Linked DNA regions of Homo sapiens: region 1 is linked to region 2. Evidence: chromatin loops called from intact Hi-C (ENCODE). Cell type or tissue: PC-3. All regions are shown on one strand. Links, peaks and the distances in the headings refer to the core of each region. The heading gives the core; the rest is flanking DNA. Region 1 has its middle 230 kb from the start of LINC02445. Region 2 has its middle 230 kb from the start of LINC02444.

Region 1 (5,396 bases), core at 237-5,236, 140 kb before region 2:
CAGCAAAGTATAAAACAATTTAAAATGTGTACTTAAATGTAATTTTTAAGATGCAAAATGTCATATAATTATTAGATATCTTAAACTGTAGATAATGACATAAGTAATTAAAATGAATTAGCATATTTTAAAATTATCAATGGGTTTCAAATTGTTGATTAAAATAAAGGACTTGGAATTGAATTAAAAGCATCTTAGAAAAGTCTAGTATTGACCTATATGCAAAATTCAGAATATTTTAATTATCATTATGTTCCTGTGTTTCAACTCATGAACTCCAGCCTCCAAATGTCTAAGTTTGAGGAACACTGAACTTTGACCAACAGAGGAAAGTACATTGAATTTCTGGCACCTAAACTTTGGTATCAGGGCCAAATATTAAAATACAAATTGTTTCTTTGGATTCACAGCATATCTTTATCATTCATTTTGCTTGTCTTTTTTCAGTTTGATTATTTAGGGATCAAATGATAAAATTCTTCCTTTTCTTGAAGCTCAGTTCCCACATATTTTCCTTTCCATTCTTCCTCCACACATTCTTATCAAAAGATATCCAACATTACATTGGACTAACAGAACCCTGCCTATTAAGAATTTCTTCCCAGTGCCATCTGCCTGCTTCATAGATTTCTGAATATTCATGTCCCTCTATTTCCTTGGATATAAGCAAAAAGGACAAATCTGAAGGCATCACATTACATGACTTCAAACTATACTAAATGGCTATGTTTACCAAAACAGCATGATACTGCTATAAAAACAGGCATAAAGATCAAGAAAACAGAATAGAGAATCCAGAAATAAAGCCAAATACTTACAGCTAATTGATCTTCAACAAAGCAAACAAAAACATAAAGTGAGTAAAGAACACTCTATTCAATTAATGGTGCTGGGATAGTAGGCAAGCCACACATAGAAGAATGAAGCTCAATCTTCATCTCTCATCTTATACAAAAATCAACTCAAGATGGATCAAATACTTAAATCTAAAACCTGACCATAAAAATGCTAGATAACATCAGTGAAACTTTTCTAGAAGTTGGCTTATGCAAAGAGTTTATGACCAACAACCCAAAAGCAAATACAATAAAAACAAAAATAAATAGATGGGACCTAATTAAACTAAAAAGCATCTGCACAGCAAAAGAAATTATCAGCAGAGTAAATAGACAGCCCGTAGAATGGGAGAAAATATTTGCAAACTATACATGTGACAAAGGACTAATATCCAGAATCTATAAGGAACTCAAATCAGCAAGAAGAAAACATTTTAAGCCATCCTTAGTTCATTTTCATACTGCTATAAATAACTGCCCTAGACTGAGTAATTTATAAAGGAAGGAGGTTTAATTGACTCACAGTTCAGCCTGGCTGGGGAGGACTAGGAAAACTTACAATCATGGGGGAAGGCGAAGGGGAAGCAAGGCACCCTCTTCCCAAGGAAGCAGGAAGGAGAGTGAAGGGGGAGGAGCCCCTTATAAAACCATTAGATCTCATGAGAACTCACATCATGAGAAGAGCATGGGGGAAACCAGCCCCCTGATCCAATTACCTCCACCTGGTCTCTCCCTTAACACATAGGTATTGCGGGGATTGTAATTCAAGATGAGATTTGGGTGGGGACACAAATCCTAACCATATCACCATTCATGAGAAACCCACTCCCATGGTCCAATTACCTACCACCAGGCCCCACCTCCAACATTAGGGATTACATTTCAATGTGAGACTTGGGCAAGGACAAATATCCAATTATATTATGCTTAAAAAAAAAAAAAAAGAAAAAAACTCTCAGAGAAGAATAGAGATAAGCAAATCCATTCCCAGTTTTTAGACACCAAAGCTGTCTTTGGGGCCCTTATCCAGGCAAGTGTGGTAAAAACATAAACCTGGGTAAAGAAATATAATCATCTTTAAATTGTATACCAATGTTGTGTGTATATGTATCTTGCATTTTTATAGGGGCCCCTGAGCCAGAAAAGATTAACATCTATTAATTTGTAGCATGAAAAAGCTAGTTTATACCTAAGACTTTGAGGAGATCATTCTACCTCTATTGTAAGTTGAAAGATAGGCTGTGATTTATGGGGCAATATTAAAAGTAGGTACATTCGGCCAGGCGCGGTGGCTCACACCAATAATCCCAGCAATTTGGGAGGCCGAGGTAGGCGGATCACCTGAAGTCAGGAGTTTGAAACTAGCTTGGCCAGCATGGCAAAACCCCGTCTCTACTAAAACTACAAAAATCGGCGGGACATGGTGGTGCATGCCTGTAACCCCAGCTACTCAGGAGGCAGGAGAATCACTTGAATCTGTGAGGCGGAGGTTGCGGTGAGCTGAGATTGTGCCATTGCACTCCAGCCTGGGCAACAAGAGCGAAACTCTGTCTCATAAATAAATAAATAAAATACAAAAATTAGCTGGGCATGGTGGTAGGTGCCTGTAATCCAGCTATTGGGGAGGCTGAGACAGGAGAATTGCTTGAACCTGGGAGGTGGAGGTTGCAGTGAGCCATCACGCCATTGCACTCCAGCCTGGGCAAAAAGAGCAAAACTCTGTCTCAAAAATAAATAAATAAATAAATAAATACAAAAATTAGCTGGGCATGGTGGTAGGTGCCTGTAACTCAGCTACTGGGGAGGCTGAGACAGGAGAATTGCTTGAACCTGGGAGGTGGAGGTTGCAGTGAGCTGAGATCGCGCCATTGCACTCCAGCCTGAGAGAAAGAGCGAGTCTCCGTACGTCTTAAAAAAAAAAAAGAAAAAGAAAAGAGAGGAAAAAAATAGATAACATTTGAAGCAGCTCCACTCTGCTGGAAATAAAAACAAAAAGATCTGATGCTTATAAACAAATCATTATTGTATAATCTGCAAGACAAATTAAGATAGAGAATATTTTGTTGTGTAACGTACACTCTTCAGACTGCATAGACGGTAGCATCTTCACCACTCACAGATGTACTTAAAGGTAGTTTTAGACAGATGCCACTTATTTAAAGATGCTGGGAACAGAAACAAGATTATTTCCTCTGTAACTTACCGCCCAAGCAAAACACAGAAATCTTATATGCCTATAAACATTTCAGTTGGCACATTAATCCTACATTCATCAGGAATTAAAATTTATTTACCAGATTTTAGAAAAATCTGTACTTATAAATTCACACCATACATGCAGGTTTTCCTATTTTGATTTAATTGTAAAAGAAACAATAAAAGAAGCCTCTTTTCTTTTTCATTACTCCAAATCAAAATGAGCAACACTAAATATCTAGAGACACCGTAATTTAGTCCAATGTGAATATTTTATTACCCTTGCTTTAAAAATAGACACATTGGAATGAATGAAAAGTTGGAATTAAAACTGCATACTAATTGCATTCAGAAATCTAGAAAACACCTCATAACCATCACCTGGAAGACTTGCTAAAAGTAAAGATGCTCCTCCTCATCAAGAATAAATTAGCATCTTTGGAAATAACATTGCATATATACACATGAAACAAATTCCTTTGGTGACAGTTATATACATTAAAAATCAATAAGCACTGCTTCAATTTTTTTTAACCAAAGTTAATTTTTTTTTGTAATTCAATATATATTATGAGGAAAAAGTTGTTTCTCATGAGGGACAGAATACAGAGAGAGGAACTGATAATGAAATGTATAACACATTTTTCCATTCTTTATATTATTTAATACTTCCAACAATCTTAGTAGTAGGTAATGCATATTTAACTATTTTACAGATAAGTTTATTGATGAGTAGAAAATTTTGGTAAGTATGCTAAATAACTGTTGAACAAAATCTGTTTTTTTTTCTCATGTTATAGTGATAAAATTGTGGTTAGGTACATGGTTGTCTAGATAGACCACAACCATGATCCTGTTATATGTTGCCATAATACTAATTTCTAACTTAGGAATATTCTGAAAAAATATGTGCTACTGACACAGGTCCAGAAAATAATTATCAGTCATGCATGTCCTATACTCTTTCTTTGCCCTTCCACTAGCTAGTACCACTTATGGTAAATACTAGTTTCAATCTGAAAGATGACATGCAATATTGAAATTTTTGCAGAAAAAGAAAAGAAACCATAATCCTTAAACCATTACATTTTGAGTCTTTTGACTGACATCACTTAGTTTTTTTTCCAATGAATACAAGAGTTTAGTCTCTCAAAGACCACATAGTTGTTAAACAGCATATAATATGGTAGAGTTTAAGGGTATTTATATTATACCATGTTTTAGTGTAATCAACTTGAGTAAAGTTTATGTTATCTGTCAAGGTAACTATTACAAAGACATTGTCTAAGATAGTTTATAAAAAATAGGAATATTGTCTGCTATTCATATGTACAGTATAAAAATATACTAGATAATTATATAGATATACTAGATAATTATATAGTAATTATATAACACATTTTATAAAGTTCACTTTTATTAATGTGGGTTGAGTTAATCTAAATGAGGTATGTATTTCTACAAAATTCTAACATAAGAATTACTTCGGGCATAATTTATTTAGATTTATCGCCTTGGTGGATAATATCTGCCAAATGTACTCAAGATTCTGAGACCTAAAGTAGACAAAGCCTCATTTTTAAAATACCCACACAACTATTGCTAAATAAATTCCACCTATTTGTTTTTCCTGAATGATAATGGCAGGATACAATGCTCCAATATGTTAACCTTTAATTACAATTTTATTTTAGGTGTTAAGCAGCGAGCCATGAATGACAAAGGAGTATAAATTTGATAAAGTCACATTTATATTTTTATAATGAAAGTAATATTCCTCCATATTCCTTCTGTGTCCTAGTCTATATGCCTCTGATGTGGCATCACGGGAATCCTGGTTTGATTATAACCAAATAATTTGGATGAAAAATCTCTTGAATTTATGTACTGTTCTATAAAGCTCATTTAAATTCTACTTTGTGAAGTTAATAATTAAATAAATCATTATTATTTAAAATGATGTTACAAAATTTGGATTAGGAGTCTAAAATAATAATCAGAAGACACATATAAACACATAACATAGATATTTGATCATTTTTGTCACTAAACATTGATTAATAATTAAAAAATTAAGTAAAAACCATAAAGTAATAGGGTGAAAATTAAGGATAATAAAAGTTTGTGTATCTCTTTCAATGCAAGGTGACTCAAGAGTTACTCTCCATGATTCTTAAAATTGAAAAAATATATTTTATTTCAATTAAGTTAAAATTGAAAAGTTTACAAATTACTATAAAATATACAAGGTAACAAAATTTTATTTTTTAGAGAACAGAAACTGAAAGGGTGAAATTCAGAAGTCATGATAACAGAAGAGACACAGGCATATTGTTATTGAAATCTCTAAATATTACTCTTGAA
Region 2 (5,396 bases), core at 108-5,107:
ATAAAAATGTTTCATCATTCAAAGTTTAAAGTCATAGGAGTCTACGTATTTTAATTATGCTATTATTCAAAACATTGTTAGAAAGTTTACTTTGTATTATTTATAAAGCTATTCTGAAGTAAGCATGTAACTAAATAATTTTTGTTTTTAGTTGCACATTTGTGTTTCTCTCCTTCTTCCCTACCTGTTCCCTCTCAAGCAAGTAGGAAGTATTGTTCCTTAGAGAAAGTAAGCAGCAGAATTTAGTTAGTAGTTCTCAAGACTTCATTCTTTTTTTTTTTTTTAACGTTCCAGGAAGTCATTTATTTACTGTATTCAAATGAATCCAAGTGTAACACAGCATTGAATTCTAGATATTTATGTACCAGATACTGGGAACTCTACCCACTCCTTTCAAGAAACCCCTGCTACAAGTACTCTGTGTTTGGCTAAGTGACTTGTTTTGTTTTTATCTTTTGAGGATTCTTAAAATCATATTGAGGTCTCTTTTTTAGCCGAGAAAATATTTGATGAATATTTTCATCAAATCTTAACCACTGATGAATGGTTAAGATTTTCTCAAATTCTTTTTTTATTCTCTAAGTCTTGGTATACATGTGAGGAAATTGCAGGTTTGTTACATAGGTATACACATGCCATGGTGGTTTGCTGCATCCACCAACCCATCATCTACATTAGGTATTTCTCCTAAGCTATCCCTCCCCTAGCCCCCCACTCCCAACAGGCCCCAGTGTGTGATGTTCCCCTCCCTGTGTCCATGTGTTCTCATTGTTCAGCTCCCACTTATGAGAGAGAAAACGCAGTGTTTGGTTTTCTGTTCCTGTGTTAGTTTGCCGAGAGTAATGGTTTCCATCTTCATCCATGTCCCTGCAAAGGACATGAACTCATCATTTTTTATGGCTGCATAGTATTCCATGGTGTATATGTGCCACATTTTCTTTATCCAGTCTATCATTGACAGGCATTTGGGTTGGTTCCAAGTCTTTGCTATTGTGAATAGTGCTGCAATAAACATACATGTGCATGTGTCTTTATAGTAGAATGATTTATAATCCTTTGGGTATATACTCTTATACTCACCAAAAAATCTTAACACTATTGAAGGGAATAGAGTTTGAAGAGAGAGTTTCTGCAGACTGTAAATGTATTTTAAATTCTCCTAAGTTAGAAGTAGAAAATTGAATGATTGCAGGAGAAAGAGCATTTGGTTGTTTGATTTGAATCAATTCTCCAAAGGAGAAAGCAAAACCTCAGAGAGAAAATGACAAAATAGTACATCTAAGAGAGAAGAGGCAGGACTGTAAATCAGGATTACCAAAGTCATAAAACTCCTCAAACTTGTATGAGAACAGCAGAACCAGAAGACCTAATAAAAACATATCTCAGTGGTAACCACACTGAGCTGAGAGGACACCCTTCTCCCCTTTACATCTTTGCACTGAGTTAAAATCTCAAAAACTTGGCACATACTTACAGGAAGAGGAAGCCCACGTATTATGAGTTTTCAAATTTCTTTTAGTCTGTTCAGATGGAGGTTCTGAATGAAAATTATCCTGATTTTGAAATCAACAACAATAGCAAATAAGTGTGAAATGTCTTAAACATAAATTTGACTCTGATTTATAACTACTACCGACCTAAAACTGTTAGTTTTATTTCTAATCAAATGAAATCATGCATGCTTCTATTCCGTTGAATAAGATAATGTTTAGAGTGGGACTGTATCTTTTTGTGGCAGATTGTTGCTGTACTGGCCTTGATTTATTTATGTCTTCCTCTACGCACTCCTTTCAAGAACCCCTCCTGCAAGTACTCTGTGTTTGGCTACGTGACTTGTTTTGGTCAATCAGGCCTGAAAATCTGAGAAGCAAGCAGAGTTGAAAAGTGCTTGTTCCTTGGGGTTTAACCTCTCTTGCTCCTTTTTGGAAATGTGGAACTGCCATGTGAAATGGCTACCCAAAGGAGGCTTACCTACATCTGCTGGACATGTAAGTGAGGCCACCTTACATGCTCCAGGCTGGTTTTGCCAGCCCAGAAAAACTGGTAAATTTAAAACCATCCAGCCAACCTACAGAAGATAAGACGCTATTATTGTTTCAAGGTACTACTATATTTTGGAGCAGGTTTTATGCAGCAAAGCTAACTGGTGCAATATTCCAAAGTTACTGGCAAAGATGGTTAATTATTAATAGTGCTCCTGCTCATTTTCAAACACCCATGTTTGAATGGTGAATTATATATTTACCCTAATTAAAAAAAACAAGAATGAATATTCCAAGGTGCAATCAAAAGCAATTTGTTATGTGTGAAGTTTGAGAAGTCCTTGTATACAACTCTTCATGAATTCAGAACTAAGAGATAGATGTAGAAATCAAACAAATGTAGATATAAATATCAGATTTGTCATTTGCAAATGCTATTTTAGAAAATGTGGTTTAGAAATTTGGAAGCAATGGGTTAGCTAACCCTTCACTTCAGAGTTAAATTTACCCACTCAGTCAAAAATAGAGTAGAAAAACTACAGAATCACAAGAGCTATAAAATATGTTAAAAAATATGTTAAATAAAATGGAAGAGGGCATATATGGCCCATGTTTATAGCTTGCCATTAGCCCATAATTAATTCAATTCTTGGCATCTGTGGTCCAATTAAGGCTAATAAGAATTATAATAAGAAAAAGTATTTCATATATATTGCCTGGTACATTGAAAACTTTGATTATATGTTACTTATATCTCTTTAAAAGTATATCTCCTTATAAGGACAGAGAAGTGGAAAATTCCCTAAAGTAAATAATAAAAAGCCTAGGCAGGCAACTTTTGTAACAGCAGATCACATATAGATGCCCTTCATGCTGTTAATAGCTGGTCTATTTACTTTACCTTCACACACCTTATTTGTGTTTATACAAGATTGGTTATATTGGCTCTCTTCCTGGACTATGCTACTTGCTTGAACTTTGATGACCCTGAACTTTATTGGCTTGCTGTAATTCAATATAATTGCAAAACTCTGTGAACATTGAGCTACTGAGACACTAGATTATCAATTTCCAAATCTTTCTTATTAAGAAAACAAACAAGAAAAAACTCTGACTTGAATATCAAGCCCCTCAAGTTCTGCTATGTCTGTTTAATGTCATAGCCAGCTTCTCTCTGACTTATTTCCTTACCACACATGCCTATCTTTCAGCCTCATTGTTTTACCAAACCAGAACTTGAAAATTACTGGAGACTTTTGGATCAGTAAAGCTAATTAACTTTTATCATTCTTCATTTTCCTATTGAAGCAGCTCTTCTAATTTCTCTCTTACATCTCTGACTTCTCATTTTCAGTCAATTGAAGGTTTATTCTCTTTTGTTCCACCCTTAAATATTAAAATATCTCAAGGTGCTGTCATAGACCATCTCTCTTCTCACTATGCTTAAATCTCTTTCATGCTTATAACTTAACAAAGAGAGCCCTCAGATTTATAACTCTAGTCTAGACCTCTCCACTAAGTTTCAAGTGCCTATAAATTCATGTTTTCTAGACTGTCTACTTGAAAGTTCTCAAAAGCAACAAAGACTTTATGCATTTAAAACTAACCCCATAAGCTCACCCAAATCTTGTCTTTCTCTATTATTTCCAACTCAGTAAATGGATCTACCATTCATCCATGTTTCAAGCCAGAAACCCAACAGTTATCTTTGAAACTATTTATCCTGTATGATACTTAATTATTCCTATTCAGTTTACTAATAAAAATATGTTTAACTTGTCATTTTTTCTCTATGTCTTTTACCACTCTAATTCAATCGCAATTACCAAAATAATGCAAATAATATTTTCCAGTAAACTTTAACAGCATTGTGTATCTCTACCTAAATTACTTTAAGAAATTGTTGTAAGCAGAAATCTAAGATGCTCCCCCACAATCCCTATAACCTAAAGTTTATTCACTGTATAATGCTGCCCCTGTAGTTTCTTTCTTTTTCTCTCTCTCTTTCTCTTTCTCTCTCTCCCTCTGTGTGTGTATGTGTGTGTGTGTGTGTGTGTGTGTGTGGGTGGCGGGCGGCATGGGGGGGGCGGGTAACCCATTACCTACCACTGGTCAAAAGAGTATAACAAACATGAAGGGATTTTGCAGATATTCTTACCTTACAGTCTAGGCTTATTCAGAGTTAATTAGCAGAAGACAGTCTTGCATGGTCTGACTCAATCAGGTGAAACCCCTTAAACAGGGGACTTATTCAGGTTAAAGCTTTAAAAGAATTCAGAGACTCTTACAGGTTTAATTAACAAAGAGGCCATGCTAGAGAAGTTCATCTGATGATGAATTGTGAACAGCCTCTAGGACGCCAGGGCTGCCTGCAGCTGACAGGCAGCAAAAGTCAGGGTTCTAGTAACACAGCTGCATGGAAACAAATTTGCCAAAACCTTAAGAAGTTTGCAAGTGGATTTTTCCCCAGACAAGCCTCCAAGTGGGAGTACAGTCTCAACAAAAGTCATTTGCAGCCTTGGGGGATGCTGAGCAGAAGACCCAGCTAAGCTGTGCCTGGATGCCTGACCCACAGAAACTGTAAGATAATACATGGGTATTGGCTTAAGCTTCTAGATTTGTGTTCATTTCTTATGCAGCAATAGCAACATAAAAGAGTAATTATTTTTATAACTGTGAAGCAGTCTGAATAAATCGGTTTTGTTCCAGAAACAAACTACCCTCAATCTCAAGAGTTTAACATATTGCATGTTTACTTTTTCCTCGAATTCAGTAGGTTACAGGTTCTGGTACACATGTGATGATTTTGGCCTTATATATGAGTAGGATCAATTCATTCATTACCATAAAATAAAAGGCAGAATATATGGATACAGAAATAGGTAGAATCGTTTTTGAGTATAAATTCTTATCAGATGTCTTACATTTCTTAGGGAAATTAGAAGCAAGCAAAATAAGAATAGAATGAAGAATAGGTGAGAAATAGTCATCTCAGAAAGTAAGAGAGCAAATTTCTTTGAGAAATACTGTACTATTGCCAAGCAGTCAGGAGGACTCACTGAGGTTTGTGATAGCACATTTAACACGAGGTCAGTTTGCATGGTTATGTTTTTTTTCTCCAATCATGTTCAGCTACTTGGGAGAAGACATAGAGTAGGAAAAAAAATCATATATTTAACCATACCTGAGGAAATTTCAGGAAAAAAAAATGATAGAGAAAGAAAGAATAAGGAAATTGAGATGTGTGGGATTGAGTAATTTTCATCATGTGTCATGAAAGCAAGTTGGGTAAAAAAGAACAATGAGGCTATGGAGGGGATAATGGATGTGAAAAGGTAAGGAGTCACCGGACAGGAGGTACTAGCAGGGTTGAGGAACTGTTGAAATAGGGTTACAAGAAATCCAATGCTGGAA

Evidence for each region. Peaks named below come from ENCODE experiments on the same cell type or tissue, not always from the same donor. Only the 100,000 strongest peaks of a DNase experiment are listed, where the experiment ranks them.
Region 1: it touches region 2 in a loop (4-fold over the local background); 1 of 110 quality-filtered maps calls a loop at or near these places.

The regions. Positions count from the first base shown.
Region 1 is chr12:73,525,060-73,530,455 of GRCh38, reverse strand. No RefSeq gene overlaps it. Among named protein-coding and RNA genes, the nearest start is that of LINC02445, 230 kb to the left of the region's middle. In PC-3, for the core only: no CTCF peak of the experiment used is centred there; no DNase peak of the experiment used is centred there.
Region 2 is chr12:73,381,542-73,386,937 of GRCh38, reverse strand. No RefSeq gene overlaps it. Among named protein-coding and RNA genes, the nearest start is that of LINC02444, 230 kb to the right of the region's middle. In PC-3, for the core only: no CTCF peak of the experiment used is centred there; a DNase peak (open chromatin) is centred at 2,987; H3K27ac peaks cover 350 bases.